Regions from separate parts of the Mus musculus genome. Here region 2 is linked to region 1. The links are chromatin loops, found by intact Hi-C in ENCODE. Cell type or tissue: left cerebral cortex. All regions are shown on one strand. Region 1 overlaps Lamc1 (laminin, gamma 1). Region 2 overlaps Lamc2 (laminin, gamma 2).

Region 1 (8,000 bases):
AGGTGGGATCTGGCGTTTCTAGAATAAGAAGGGATACCTACAAATGGCAATAGAAATTTCCCTTACCTTCTGTGGTTAGCTCAAGGTCTGATTTATTAACCCCTCCCCCCCCCCAGGTGCTTTGAATTAAATGTATGACCTTGTGTATCCCCAGCTTTCACCTTCCAGTTTCCCACCTAAACCCATTCATTATTAGTGTAGTGTGAACTGTCAGCAGTATGAACGAAATCCGATCTGTGCTTACTGTTTTTACAACACTTCCTGTTATTATCGCGATACCACACACTTCCAAATGTTCTCTGACACTTACATACAGTTTCAGCCCACAAGAGCATTTTATTAGTATTATTTTTAATACTAATATACTAATTTATACTTTTAGTGCTTTTAATACTAATTAGTCTAATTAGTACTAATTATAAATATTAGTGTTATTTTTCCCCTGCTAGTGATTTCTTAATTTTGTCTTTGTTACAAAAAGCAAAAGTAGTTTGAGATCAAGCCAGAACCAGATTTACTGGTTTATAATAAATAAACAACACTGTACATTTTATCCCTGTTCTTCAGGGTTCCGAGCATAGCCGTTACCGTTTTCCTTGGGCATTAACTGGAATATATTTAACTATGACTACAGTTTGTTTGAGGAAGCGGATTGAGAAAACGCAGGAAAGGCTCATGGTGCCTGGCTAGAGATGCTGAGAGTCTTACAGCCCAGCTGCCTGGGTTCAAGTCACATTTCTCTGTTCTCTATGTACCGGAGGGTGATGCACTGTGCTTACAAATGTCGACATCCCTCACCAATTGGCAGTTTAACTTTGAACATGTAAATGATCATTGTAAGCCCACTTTTGAAAGACTGAGTATAGGGGAGAGTATAGGTTTAAGCAGGTGGTGCAAGCCTACCTTTAATCCCAGTACTCAGAGCTCTGTGAAGAGCCTGGTCTACAGAGCAAGTTCCAAGATAGCCAAGAGAAACTCTGCCCCCAAAAAACAAAAACAAAACCAAATCAACCCAAAATTCAGCTGGTTGTAGGGACTCATGTCTTTAATCAGAGTAGAGGCAGGCAGCGCTGTTTGAGTTCAAGGCTAACCTAAGGTGAATTCGGGGTAGCCAGGGTTATATAGAGAGAACCTACATCAACCCCTTCCTCCTAAATTTAAATCAAAGCTGAACATTGTCTGGTCCATACACTTTATTTTATTGGTCTACATATTTTAAAATTTAATAACATTTTCATATTACAAACTATACTGTTTCAAGGTTTCATGTTGTGTCAGTTTCTGAAGAACTCTGGTCATGATTGGTTTTTTTGTTTGTTTGTTTTGTTTTTGTGTTTTGGGTTTTGTTTGTTTGTTTGTTTGTTTGTTTGTTTTGAGACAGCATTTCTCTGTGTAAGCAGACCTGGCTGTCCTGGAACTCACTGTAGACCAGGCTGGTCTTGAACTCACAGAGAGATCCACTTGCCCCCACCCCCAAGTGCTAGGATTACAGGCATGTGCCACCACCATCAGCTAGGACGCTGTTTGTTTTTTGTAAACTGTCCATATAAGCATTTTAACTTGTATTTTTTGCACAGAAAAGCCTAGTGGAAAACACTAAGTTCTGGGTACTGGGGATGGAACTCGATTGGTAGAGTGCTTGTTTCCTGGGCACCAAGCCCTCGGATTCAATCCCTAGAATCACATAAACTGGTGTCCCAAGTCACTTTTCTATATGTGATAAAACGCTATGACCAAGGCAACTTACAAAAGAAAGCTGGATAATTGTGCTTATGGTTTCAGAAGGCGGGGAAAGTGCGTGGATGTGGAGTAAAGGAATGGCAGCCAGAACAGGCGAGAGCTCAGGTCTCCACTGTAAGCAGGAGGCAGAGAGCACACTGGGAAAGTCTTCTGAAACCCTGGCTTGGCCCCTAGTGACATACTCCCTCCTGTAAAGCTATGCCTCCCAGTCCTTCCCAAACAGTTCTACCAACTGAGAACCAAGTATTCAAACAAATGAGCCTGTGGGGCCTGTTCCCATTCAAACCACCACAACTGGCTATGGTGGTGTATGCTCGTAAACTTTGTATTTGATGATGGAGGCAGAAGGGTCAGAAGTTCAAGGCTGTCTTTCTTTCGGAGTTTGAGGTCAGCCTAGGATAGATAGGATTCTTATAACAACAACAACAACAACCCCAAGTCCAAGAATTTTATTATTTGTCGTGCTAATGCATGTTGGAAGCAAGAACAAGGTAAGGAAATATAAATTTACCTTAATGTCCTACTATTTTGTGTGATGAGAGATTCAGCAAAAGTGAATTTTATTTACTTAGTATTTTATTTTACTTAGTGTTACCATTTGGAGGCTAACTTTCTTTGTTGTTTCAAGGAGATTTGGGATGGGGGTGGAAGGGGAAAGAGAGAGAGAGAGAGAATATGAGAATATGAGAATGTGCATGTGTAGTTAATGGGTGCCCACTGCTGAAGATGAAGAGTGCTTCCTTTTAAAGGTGAGTGTTTGTAGTCCAACTGGATTGCTGTGAAAGCCAGGGAAATGCAGATAGTCACCCAGTTCAGAACCCAGGCAGCTAATCCACTAAGTCTCGGTTGCCGATCAGTAGCAGACATTGTGAGTTTGAGAGGAGAGCCCTTGCCAGTACCGTGGTCCAGAGAAGGTCTCTTTGCCAATCTTGGTCTAATTCCTGCAGATCCTGACTTTGTTTTCCGAAGACATTTCTAGGTGCCATCATAGTGGTCATAGAAGTTGAAGTAAAATGAGGTAGGAAAGTTGTTGAGTTAGACCTCGTGGACCAAGGTCCTGATCCCAGGAGAGAATGGCCCATTTGAGTAAGCCGGAGCAGTTTGGGATACCCATGCCCCGCACATGGAAGAAGCTTCGTTAAGTTCATAAGTCATCAAGAGTGATTCAGTGAGTGGGCAGGTGAATGAATATTCTGGATTATAGCGTTAAGGACGACACTTGGCCAGTGTTTATACCCTTGTTACAGAGTGTGTCTACCCTTCCCTGAGTCCTTTGGAGAACTGAAGTATTCTGAGTAAGGGGAGGAAATGATCGGGCTTTTGTTTCTAGTTGAAGGTAGAGTAGTAATCAGGGAGCACTTACTCACCGGAAGCGGTGAGGGGAAAGGAGCCTTGTTTTTAAAGATTTATTTTATGTATATGGCTACACTGTAGCTGTCTTCAGACACATCAGAAGAGGTCATCAGATCCCGTTACAAACGGTTGTGAGCCACCATGTGGTTGCTGGGAATTGAACTCAGGACCTCTGGAAGAGCGTGCTCTTGAGTCCGTCCACTGAGCCATCTCTCCAGCCCAGAGCTATTTTTTCAACCAGTAATTTGACGTTGTTCATAATGTAACGTTTTATAAACTATAAAGGTTGAAGGATTTTTTTTTCCTGCTTGAATTCTGTGGGGTTTTTCTCAAAGTCTTCAGTGGGAGTTTTCAGTACCTCTGTCATGGCATCTGTGGCAGATCCATTAGTATGTAAAGAATTGTAGGACAGGTGGAAGAGTTACTGAGCAGTGGGCGGGGTGAGCTGAAAGAGAAGAATCCTACAGAAGCGGGCCTGCTGGAAGGTAAAGTGTGGGATCCGTGGATGTATTGCCTGAGATGGTGTGTGAGTGTGTGGGAGGTGCTTGTTCTCACTTCCTGTTTCAGCACAGCCTGCCACCTGCTGTGGCGCTATACAAAGTAACAACACCATTAAAGACTGTCTAGTTAAGGTATCAGGTTTTGTACTGTCAGGAAGCAGGGTGCCTTTGGTTTTGGTTTTTGGTTTTGTTTTCTTTGGATTTGTCACAAAAGGCTGCTCCCAAGCCTTTTTGAAAATTGGTGTGTGTGTGTGTGTGTGTGTGTGTGTGTGTGTGTGTGTGTGTGTGTGTGAGAATGTGGGCGTATGTGTGGAGGTCAGAGGGCATCCTCTGGGTGTTGGTCACCACCTTCCACTTTGAGACATAGTCTGGTTTGAAGCAGCATATACCAGGAGAGCTGGCCCACGTGCTCCTGGGCATTCTCCTGTCTCTCCCTCCCATCTTCTTGCAGGAGTGCTGAGATTACAGACCGGAGCTCTCATGCCTACTTATGTCGGTTCTGGGGAGCTAGATTCCAGCCCTCTCTTTACCCCTTAGGTCCCATGCTCAGAATGTTGAACAATGACATTCCTACTCTTACACAAGTCTGATGAGTGTTGCACCAACATTGACTTGTGGACTGCTTCTTTCAAAAGGTGACACTCATAAGAGGGTCACCTTTCCCGTGTGAACATTCATTGCACATTTGTACTTTTCACTGTTGAACTTGGTGCCTAAGATATCCCCTCCCCAGTATATTTTGAAATCGTTAACTAGGCTCCCAAGGACAGGAGGGAAGTGCTCCCCCAGAAGGGAATGCGATTGGTAAGTAAGCTTTGTCAAATGTGACTCTTAGTGTGGACAATGAATTCATGTATTCAGTACATCATCCCTAACTGGAAACACACATGAAACGTGGGTACACATTGATCAGTTGCTGTCAGTGTTGTGACCAAAGGAACGATTGGTTCTGAATTCTTCAACTCGTTGTTGGGCTGTAGGAAATAAATAAATGAGTGGGAAACGTATTAGTCTGAGCTGAGATAGTTGGTTGTCAGTGATTGTGGGGAATGTCTTTTCTTTAATTTTGTGAGGCTGGGTCTCACTGGAGCCGAGGCTGGCCTTGCATTCCTGGCAATTCTGTGACTTCAGCTTCCAAGATTCATATAGACATTGGCTCTTAAGTCAAACTTTAAGAAAAACAAAAAAACAAATAGGATTCCTTTTTACTTCTGTGTAGTCTGTCAGAGCAGATGCTCGCAGAGGCCAGAGGAGTCCGCTGACCCTCCTGGAGCTGGAGTTATGGGAGGTTCTTAGCTGCTCAGTGTAGATGCTGGGACTGAACTGGTGTTCTCTGTAAGAGCAGTATGGTCCCTTAACCACTGAGCCATCTCTCCAGCCCCCAGCTTATGCTCTTTAAAAATACAGAAAAATATTTTGAAAATAGACAAGGTTATCTTGTAATAAGAACAAATCATTATGTAGAAGTAGTCTAACTTTCTGAACTCCTTGTGTATGAGTGTGGCATGTACACACATATGTACAAGTATGCATGCCTGTACATACGTGTATATGTGGGGGTTAGAGAGGGATGTCAGATACCGTACTCTGTTACACTTTTCCTTTATACCTTTGAGACAGGCTCTCTCACTGAACCTGGAGCTATGGTAGCCAGAAAGCCTGTGTCTGTGTCCTCCCACCCCCACCCTGGACAGTACATATGTTACAGGCACCAGTGTGGCCACGCCTGGACTTTAAATGTGTGTTCAGCTCTAAGCTCAGGTCCTCATTTGTGGAGCAAGAGCTCTTACCCGGTGAGCCATCTGAACTCGTGTAGCTCTACTGTTGATTGGTAATGTCTGCGACAGTGTGACCACGTGAGCTTCCGAGTCTAGATGAAATCTTGTTGCGGCTTGTTCATAGACTGACATGAGGTATGAGGTATTTAATCCCAGAGGTCCTTGCAGAGACTGGAAAGAGTGCTTTGAGAGTCCACTTTCTTAGAAGCCCGGAGTTACCGGTGAGGTGTCCCTCCTTGCAGGGACTGTCAATGTGGCATTCCTTTTGCAAAGACACTAGAGGGATGGGTGTCTCCAGAGGGAAGCCTTGCTTGGAGCTGGGCGATGTGGACTGTTTCCATAGGACTTGTAAGCTGACTGCCATGAAAGAGCACCTTTGGGTAAATGAATGACCTCTGAGTGGTGCAGACTGGAAGGCATCCATTGTAACACCATCGCCTAGGGCTTCCTTGTAATAGAATCAAAATAGAAGTTTTCCTTTTTAAATTCACTTTAATCCTTGATCTTCCTTTATATCTCATTTATACAAGGACACATTTCCATTCAAGTCTGTAAGAATCAAATATATTTGAGATCTTAAGACTGGCTACGTAGTTTCATCCAGAAGATGCCATTGTATGAAGACACAGAGGCCATGCAGTTGCTTCATTTGCGTCAGCTCTCAGGGTTTTCCACGCACTGTCCAACTGTGACTGGACTTTGTGGACCTTTCTTCTGCAAACATTACTAAATGTAAATCATTTTCCAAAATCATTTTAATCTGTGCCATATACAAACTATAGTACTGAGGGTAGACTCAATACTGCATGTACTGAGAAATATTTGTCTCATCTTTATCTTCAGTTACTTACTGCCACAGAGTTTTAAATCCTAGGGAATTTTCTGGTAGGAGCACATTTATTTCCTAAGTGAGAGGACTCGCTATGGGATCCTTCATAGCTTTAGTGGGGCCTGGGCATCGGAGAGACTCAACCATGTAACTGAGGTGGGCTTTGACTAGCTTGATCTTTGAGAAGAACAGCAGGGGGTGGGGACCATTCAGTCAAGTGTACTTAATGAAACCCTGATAAAAACCAGCTGTCAAGGCCAGATGACAGTTCCTGTTGCTAGGAGACGTTGATATCATGGGAGGAAGATACCTCTGGTTCCCTGGAAAGATGGCACAGAGTCCCACAACTTCAACTCTGTTACGCTTCGTCCTTCGTTTCTTCATTTGGCTGTTGTGATCTGTGCGTGTCCTTTGTGACAACACCATATTCAAAAATCGGAGCCATCTACTTATTCTATTGAGTTTTTGAACCTTTGGGGAATGTGAGAACCCCCAAATTTATAGCCAGTCAGAAGTGTAGGTGGCCTGGGGTCTCCTGAAGAAAAGTCAGCAAGACTAGGACAAAGTCTGTGGAGTCTTGTGCTCACCTCAGGATGCCCAGCTGGGGTGAATACGGGGTGCTATGTTTATCAGAACACAGTGAAGACTCACGGTTAGCTCAAGAGATACCCTGTAATCAATCATAGGTATAAATTGGTATCTTATTGTTTTATAAATGTATCCCACAGGTTAAAAAGCCTGAGCATCTTTTGTTTGATGACTGTAAATATTTCTAGTTCTTTTTAGACTCTTTGGAGGGTTTGAGGCAGTCCCGTCTGTAGCTGAGGCTGACCTTGAACCTTCAACATTGCTCATACCTCAGCCTCCCAAGGGCTGGGATTATGGGCACCAGCCACCACCCTCAGCTCAACTCCTGTTTTCTCAGTTTGTTTTTCTGCACTGGCTAGATCTTCAGGGTAACAACAAAACGTTATGTCAGTGTGGCATCATAGCACACACCTTAAATCCCAGTGCTCAGGAGGCTGAGGTAGGCAGCTCTCTGTGAAAGGCCAGTCTAGGAACTACAGAGTGCATTCTAGGATAGCCTGTGCTACATAGACCCTATCTCAAAAAACAAAACAAACAAACAAAAAATTAGGTGTCCTTAACATTTTTTCACTTTAAAGGGACCTTTTGTTAGATTTAGGGAGTTTTCTTTGAAATCTTTGCTTTAATAAAGTAGGGCTTTTATTATTAAGTAATATTGATAAAAAGTCCTTTTCTGAATCTACTGAACTGATTATATACTTTAATTTATAAAGACAAATGCCATGTTTTCAAAGAGTGTAAACCAACCATCCATTTCTAGAGTTAGGCCAGCTTCAGCATGTGTTATCTTTTTACATGTTCCCAGAGAGAACTCGGCTCTGTTTCTGATTATATTCAACTAGATTCCTGAGAACAATCATTCTGAGGGGGACGTGATCTCAAAGAGCTAACAAAATGGATGGGAATTTCTGGATATCAAACTCCCAAAAGGCGGGAGCCACAAAAATAAGCCCTGGCACATTTTCCAATTTGAAAAACATTTTCTTAACTACAAAAAGTTTTGACAACCCCATAGAGCAAAGGGTTTGAAATCCAGAGTTCAAGGCTTTTCCCAGGTAGGCATCGTGGTAAAGAGGACAGAAACACACCATCTTTGCTTCATGTGTACAGCCTAGGACAGTCAAGTCGTCACCTTGGATTAAGGTTGAGCCAGTCTGGTTTTACTCCCAGTTCATGGTATAAAGAATTGAACATTAAAAAAAAAAGAAGAAT
Region 2 (8,000 bases), 110 kb after region 1:
TTCAACAGCAGACTTTGTACCCAAGCAGTCCATCCAAACACAAAGTCAGAAGTTCTGTGTTGGCTCATTTTCGCACTTTCCCCTTCCTTAGGGACAGATTGCTTGAGATACCAGGTTCTCTCCTCAAACAGCTTTATTTGGGAGCCAAGTGAGACTATGTCATTATGGTAGATCATTTATATTTTTCCATTTTTGTCACACTGGGATATACAAGGAGCTGGGCAAAAGGTATGATACCTGTCCTAATCCAAAGTGACCTGTATCCAGGCATCCTGTGGGCTGCACCTGTGGGCTGCACCTGTGGGCTGCACCTGTGGGCTGCACCTGTGGGCTGCACCTGTGGGCTGCACCTGTGGGCTGCACCTGTGGGCTGCGAAGGTCTGAAGTCGTGATGTTGCTTCCTGGTTATTTCTTGCAGGTGAAATTATGGTTAAGATATAATTACCGAGACTTACAGGGTTGGTCTCACCTAAAACACTGGCTTTAGAGTCAGCCTGACCTGGCAAAATTTTTTGGTTTATTCACTTGTTAATGCCTGTCTTAGTCACTGTTCTATTGCTGTAATGAGACCCCATGACCAAGGCTGCTTATAAAAGAAAACATTTAATTGGGGCTTGCTTACAGTTTCAGAGGGCGAGTCCATTCTCATCATGGCGGGGCACAGTAGCTGAGAGCTGACATCCTGATCTGTAGGCAGCATGCAGAGGAAGAGAGTGGGCCTGGCTGGGGGGTTTTGAAACCTCAAAGTCACTCCCAGTGACACACCTCCTCCAACAAGGCCACATCCCCTAATCCTTCCCAAATAGTCCACCAGCTGGTAACCAAACAGTCAAATATATGAACCTATGGGGAGGTCATCCTTGTTCAGCCATCACAGTGTTCTCAGTAACTTTTCAGGCTCTTCAACTGCTTGAAGTCTGGCTCTTCATCTGCTAAATGAAAGCATTAGTAGTAAGCAAGCTTGCAGACTTGGCAAAAGGATGGCTATTGTGAGTTGCCTTGCACAGCTGGGTCCATCCACACTTTCGTTAGAGAGTCTGGAGTACAGGTACTGTAAGTTCGGATGCGCAGCAATGAGTAGGAGACACATACCATGCCTTGGTGAGAGACTGGGGCATGTGTCCTCAAAGGTCTGGATCATATCTCTGGGGGAGGTATGGCTAGAGATGATCAAGATGCAGAGAAGAGCGTGATAGAAGAGTAGCTGCGAATCTGGCTATGAAGAGCTATATGCTATAGGCGGTATAGGGCACCTTGTAAGCAAAGAAATGTTGCTGAGAGTTAGTGGGCAGGAGTGGTTGAGCGTGTTCACGTTTTTAGAGAGGCCACTGTGGGGCTCAGAGGATAGAGTCAAGTGAGGAGAGCCAATAAAAGGCCACTGCAATAATCCAAGGGAGAGATGATGGTAGTGAAACACCCAAGGAGAAAGAGACTACGGAAACTCAGAAGGCACAATCTAAAGAACTTGGTGACCCACTAAGTACCTGATAAACTTGTGAGGACCTGTTACATTGTATCTAGGGACTTTCAGGGCTTCTCTTTCATCTCTTCTCAACAGCCCAAGAAAGGTGCTAAGCTTTCCATCCTGTTCAGGCAGACCTGCTCCAGGACTTACCCAACAACGAAGGTAAAACATTAGACACAAACCTAAGCCAGATTAGAATTTCAACCCTTGGCTTTCATGTCAGCCCTCCTTGCTCTTCGTTGCTCACTAGAACGCATCACATAGTGATTTATCAAATCCTCTGCTCCTAAGAACATGCCCAAAACGTGTAAGGTGGCCTTGAACTTTCTGATGGAAGTTGAATCTCTCATCTCTTCCTCCCAAAAATATTCTGGCCAGCCTGATTCTGAAAACACTTAGCAGCATATATGTAGTAGCCATTTGTCTCATTTGTGTTTAACTTAGTGAGTCACATGAATATATTTAAAGTCATATAACATATAAAGTGACATACTTTTGATTTGTTTGTCTTTCATGAAATAATTGCATCCATGAGGTAATTTACACTCAAACTCAGAATCCAGATGTTTGTAGTCGTCGTCGCCTTCTTCTTCTTCTTCTTCTTCTTCTTCTTCTTCTTCTTCTTCTTCTTCTTCTTCTTCTTCTTCCTCTTCTTCTTCCTCTTCTTCCTCTTCCTCTTCTTCCTCTTCTTCTTCTTCCTCTTCTTCTTCCTCTTCTTCTTCCTCTTCTTCTTCCTCTTCTTCTTCCTCTTCTTCTTCTTCTTCTTCTTCTTCTTCTTCTTCTTATTCCTCTTCCTCTTCCTCTTCTTCTTCTTTCTTCTTCTTCTTCTTCTTCTTCTTCTTCTTCTTCTTCTATTTATTTATTTATTTATTTATTTAATGTATATGAGTACATTGTAGCTGTCTTCAGACACGTCAGAAGAGGACAACAGATGTCATGTTACAGATGGTTGTGAGCCACCATGTGGTTGCTCAGAATGGAACTCAGGACCTGTGGAAGAGCAGTCAGTGCTCTTAACCGCTGAGCCATCTCTCCAGCACCGATGCTTGTCTTCTTAAAGCTATTTCCACACAGTTTCTTACTTCAGATACCTTGAGATGTGATTCAATTCCATTGAGCCTTTTTTTTTTTTTTTTTGAGGAGGCAGGGCTAGGGTTTCACTGTGTGGTCCAGGGAGCTCATGACCTGTTGCCTCTATCTTCTGAGTGTTCAGGATCTAGGTTTGAGCTACTATGCCTGGCTTTGAATCTCTTTCTATTGTCAGCTGAAAATACTGGGTTTTTAAAACAGTTAAAGGGTTTAAAGATTTCTGGAGCACGTTGTGATCTTCAGAGCAGTCTCCTTGAACTTATCTGTGACAGCTTCCAACACTCATGATTGTGAGATTAGAGATGAGGTGTTCTGTTAGACGACTTGGCATTTTTCTTAGTGGTAAGTATCCAATATATTGAGTGAGGTAATTTTAGCTTAATGTCTTCCCCAGATAACACTTAAGTCATTGAGGAAGTAGTATATAAGATTTTAAAAAATGACTTAAATGTGACACTGCCCCAGGAATAATTTTTTTTTGTTTTTGTTTTTGTTTTGTTTTGTTTTGTTTGTTTTGTTTTGTTTTTCGAGACAGGGTTTCTCTGTGTAGCCTTGGCTGTCCTGGAACTCACTTTGTAGACCAGGCTGGCCTCGAACTCAGAAATCTGCCTGCCTCTGCTCCCAAGTGCTGGGATTAAAGGTGTGTGCCACCATGCCCGGCTAGGAATAATTAAATACACACACACACACACACACACACACACACACAACAGGGATAGAGAATTGGGATGCAGTGTAAGCTGGGAAGTCCCCTGGGGACATTCATTTTGGCATCCTAAACTGGGGCAGTTGATTTAGCTTAAGTGGTCTACGAGACTGTTGACTTGTGATCATATTTATGGGAAAGTCAGGATATGAGATTACCCCATTGAGGCAATTCCGGGAATGTTTCCCATTTAAGTCCTCGGTAGCTCAACCATACTGACATTTGTTCTTTTTCTGGGGAAATTTGCAAGGTAAGAAACCAGACCGGAATCATTGCTCTCAGAGCAATACAGAACCAAGAGCCCCAGGGTTCTGGGATTCTCTAATTTAGTTACAAATGAAGCTTAGCAGATTGCTGAGGCATTCCTGGGGCTGTGTTGTAACATAAGCCCTAGATAGATGATGTAATGTTTGAACCACCTCCAAAGCCAAAAGCTGTCTTTTTCGGTGCCTGTGGGTGACTATGTGTCTGCAGACATCCCTCCCTGCTGAACAAACATATGCATCTTCACAGCACATCTGTGAAAGAAGGCGAGTGTGGCGGCTGTTCCTCCAACAGCAGCCAACAAATGGCTGCAGTCTTTCCCTTCTGTGGCATGGGAGGAGAGGTGGAGATCACGGAGCCAAGGGTCTGCGTCCCAGCCTTCCTCAGGCAAAGCGGAGCCATTACAGAACCCCCAACTGTATCTTGTCCAGATTATATTTTATTTATCATGGGAGTATGCATTTCTGTGTTGGAAAAGAAAATCAAATTGCAGCCAAATCACTTCCCACAACGAATTCAAAACTAGACAGATTACCTAAACCTTGAGCTGCACTTTATGTGGAAGACGTCTTACAACAAAGGCTTACACATCCCCATTGGTTCCTAGAGCCACATGCTTATCCCTGTCCAGAGCAGGGCAGGGCCTAAGTAGGAGCTCCATTCCTTCTGAAGTAACCTTGCTTAGTCCCACAGGACCGAATGAGAGTGTATCAGGCACTGAGAGTGTATTGGACACTGAATGAGAGTGGACCTAAGAGATCTCTATGCAACCTCTTGTTTTCTAAGAGAGGATGATGATAATCAGGGAGGTAAAATCACTGCCTGGTTTCCCATAGCCAAGTTGGGTTCAGCAAGAAGAATGCATGTATGCATGCCAGGGAAGTTGAGAACCAAAGACTGCCTTAGCTAGAATCCTACAGTTAGTAACAGGGCCAAGACTCACCTGTACATCAATGTTTAATTTTAATTCCCAAGGTAATCTTGACTTATCTCTCTCTCTTTTTTTTTTTTTTTGGTTTTTCGAGACAGGGTTTCTCTGTATAGCCCTGGCTGTCCTGGAACTCACTTTGTAGACTAGGCTGGCCTCGAACTCAGAAATCCTCCTGCCTCTGCCTCCGGAGTGCTGGGATTAAAGGCGTGTACCACCACGCCCGGCTTATCTCTCATTTTTAAAAAGCAAAAACAACCTCCCAAATTATCTATCATATATATATATATACATATACAGACACACACACACACACACATATATATATATATACACATATATATTCCGTTTTAGTCATAAGAGGGGATTATGGAAGCTTTTAAATACATTTTGTTTATGTGTATACATGTGTGTCTGTGTGTCTGTATGCCACTTGCTTCTGTGGAGTCCTGGTGCTGGAGTTACAGGTGATTGTGAGCCACCCAGTATGGGTGCTGAGAACCAAACCCAGGTCCTCTTGAAGAGCAGCAAGTACTCTTAACCACAGAGCCATCTTTCCAGCCTCTTATTTCTCATTCTTGTTGTATATGTTTGTTTAAATTGATTTCAGTGGCTGGAGAGATGGTGCAGGTGTTAAGAGCAGAAGTTGTTCTTCTAGAGGAGCTGACTTCAGCTCCCAGCATCCATGTCAGGTTGCTTACAACTGCCCATGACTCTAGCTCCAAGGGATCCAATGCCCAGTTCTGGTCTTTGAGGTCACCTGCACACACATGGCGTGCATACACATACTTAACACTTGTATTTTATTTTTCTTTACATGTATGGGTGCTTCATCTGCATGTATGTCTGTGCACCATATGAGTACCTGGTGTCCTTTGTTCACCCCCAACTTTGGTTTTGGTAAAAGTGGATTCCCAGCATTTGAAGATCCTTTCTCATCTTGGCTTAACCTTCTCTTCCATAACAATGGATCCCGTGTTGATCCTAACCTGTGCTCTTACCTCATCCAGGATGTGGTAGGAATCTTTGCCTTCTGAGCTCTGTGGAGACCCAAGGCAAGGCCACAGCTCATGTGACTAAGAAGCAAAAGTGGAGAAGCAGCGTTCTCACCCACTGACGTATAGGACTTGTCGCTTCTACCACCTGGTGGAGTATCTATGGTCCATTCTCTTCAGCTATTTGTTGCTTCCCTTGGTGGGTGCATACATGTAGCTAAGCCCCCAAGAGCCCATTAATTGATTCTTCTGACTTCAAGCAATACAAGTTTAGACTTTTTTCAAGTAGGATTCTTGCAAATGCACTCTATGCACATTTTCCAAACCTCATAAAGGCACAATAATTACAGCCGTTCACTTGATAAAACTGAGACGTGTCACAGTGCATAGTAGACACATACTTTTTAAAGCATATATAGTAGTGATAGCCAGAAACTGTGGCTGATATTTATCTATGAAAACTTATTGCTTAAAAAAAATCAATTAGGGATGTAGGGGAAATTTTTGTCTGCCTTGGGCTCTGGTGTCCTTATGAAGTATTATGGGAGGCGCCCCAGGTAAGAACTCCAGGTCACCAGACTGAGTCACACACATGATTCCAAGCCTAGGTTGTGACATGTTTAATGCACTGATAGTGAAGGTAGGAACCTTCTTTAGCTCATATTCCAAAGAAGAGTGTGGCCATGGGCATCTCCTTGTCTCTTGGTCACTGTGGACTGTTTGCAGTTGAAGAGACTTATTCATGTTCTGTCATCCAGGATTGCTGGGGTGATACATAAGACACTCAAACCCTGTCCATCCTCTGTGTCCTGCTGTGGCCTCAACCACACTGCATGGACAGCACATGGCTCAGGCAAGGGACATCTCAGCAGTCTTGGCTATGCTGGCTTAAAATACATCTGGGGGAAAAAAAAGTGGAGGAGAGAGAGAGAGGAAAAAAAGGAATTCCATTAAAGATCTCTTGGTGAGGGAAATACTCGTATTCTAATTATACACTAAATTGTATCATTCTTTAAAGGGATTAAACTGGAAGCAGACATTCACACACTAAGCCATAAAGTTCAAGACAAGTTTGAAGGGTGAACTAGTCATACTTTGTTTTATTTAGTTAGATTGAATATTCTGATTTCAGAAAGAGATGTCTCATAGAGGAGATTTTCAAACTAGGAAGTCTTCATGAGCCTCTCATTATCACACATAAGCATGGCAGAAGGTCATGTTTTCATCTTAAGTAGCTCAGATCTGAAGTCTGAGTGCAGTTGATACCAAGTGACAACTGACAGGCTTGTTTTGCTTTGGAATTTCATAAGGATTGTGTGATTTGAATAGTTGTAAAAATGTATCTAAGAACACATTATGGGGGCTGGAGAGATGGCTCAGCAGTTAAGAGCACTAACTACTCTTCTGGAGGTCCTGAGTTCAAATCCCAGTAACCACATGGTGGCTCACAACCATCTGTAATGAGATCTGATGCCCTCTTCTGGTGTGTCTGAAGACAGCTACAGTGTACTTACATGTAATAATAAATAAATCTTAAAAAAAAAACAAAAAACAAAAAAAGAGCACATTATAACAGAGCCCTGCTAAAAGGACACCTCTGATCATTGCTCTTGCATTTTTGGAAGCCTGTGGCAAGTGTTTTAAAAGGGAGTAAATATTCTTAACCTAAACCCTATTTACCAAGTTCAGACCAGATAAATCTCTTCCTGCAGGACCTCATGATAGGCGAGTTCTTGGAAATGAGAAGGCAGTAGATCTATCCATCCACACATGCATACATGCATACATGCATACATACATTTAGTTGAATTCCATTCTCTCTCTTCCTCCCTCACTCCCTTTTCTTTCAGTTGTTTTATGCTAACATAGTCAGAACTATTGAGACATCCCTTGCTTGACAGTATTATAAAAGAATTGTAAACAAAGTGGGGAGGGTTTGCTATAGGAGACCCGTCCTTTAACTCTGAAGTAGGGGGTGGTGTCTAAGAGGACAAATTAACATCTAATGTTTAGTGTAATTTCTTTGAACAAAGGAAAGGGCTATTTGAAAATTTTCTTACCCTAACTCAGTACTCTTCCCCATGATGGCTTTCCTTTACAAAGCAAGAGTCGTAAGAAGCATCGGAAAGAAGGATATCAACTAAACAGTATATGCCAGGCTGCTAGAAGTTCTTCCAACTCAGCTCCTTGGAAAAGTGAGGCAGAAGGACCTCAGTTTCAAGGCCTGTTTGGGCTATTAGAGCAAATACAAAACTAACCTGGGCGATGTGAATGAGGCTGTCAAAATAAAAGAATGTAAGGACTCTGTGGTAGACCAGTAGGCTCAGTCCTCACTGCAGTAGATAAATAGATAGGTTGTTAGATAGATAGATCGATAGATAGATAGATAGATAGATAGATAGACAGATCGATAGATGCATACATACCTACATAAATACATAGAAGATAGATGATATAAATATAGATACATACACATATACACACATTGAAGATAGATGATAGGTAGATACATACATACATACATACATACATAGAAGATAGATGATAGAAAGA

The links. A loop is a pair of places that touch in the nucleus more often than their neighbours do. Peaks named below come from ENCODE experiments on the same cell type or tissue, not always from the same donor. Only the 100,000 strongest peaks of a DNase experiment are listed, where the experiment ranks them.
Region 2: a loop joins it to region 1, with 13 times the contacts of the local background. A loop is called at or near these places in 2 of 42 quality-filtered maps.

The regions. Positions count from the first base shown.
Region 1 is chr1:153,283,830-153,291,829 of GRCm38, reverse strand. All of the region lies in intron 1 of Lamc1 (laminin, gamma 1), which reads left to right. Among named protein-coding and RNA genes, the nearest start is that of Lamc1, 45 kb to the left of the region's middle. In left cerebral cortex, a CTCF peak has its summit at 3,675; DNase peaks (open chromatin) are centred at 3,603 and 4,000; H3K27ac peaks cover 272 bases.
Region 2 is chr1:153,176,474-153,184,473 of GRCm38, reverse strand. All of the region lies in intron 2 of Lamc2 (laminin, gamma 2), which reads left to right. Among named protein-coding and RNA genes, the nearest start is that of Lamc2, 6.0 kb to the left of the region's middle. In left cerebral cortex, no CTCF peak of the experiment used is centred here; a DNase peak (open chromatin) is centred at 3,714; H3K27ac peaks cover 957 bases.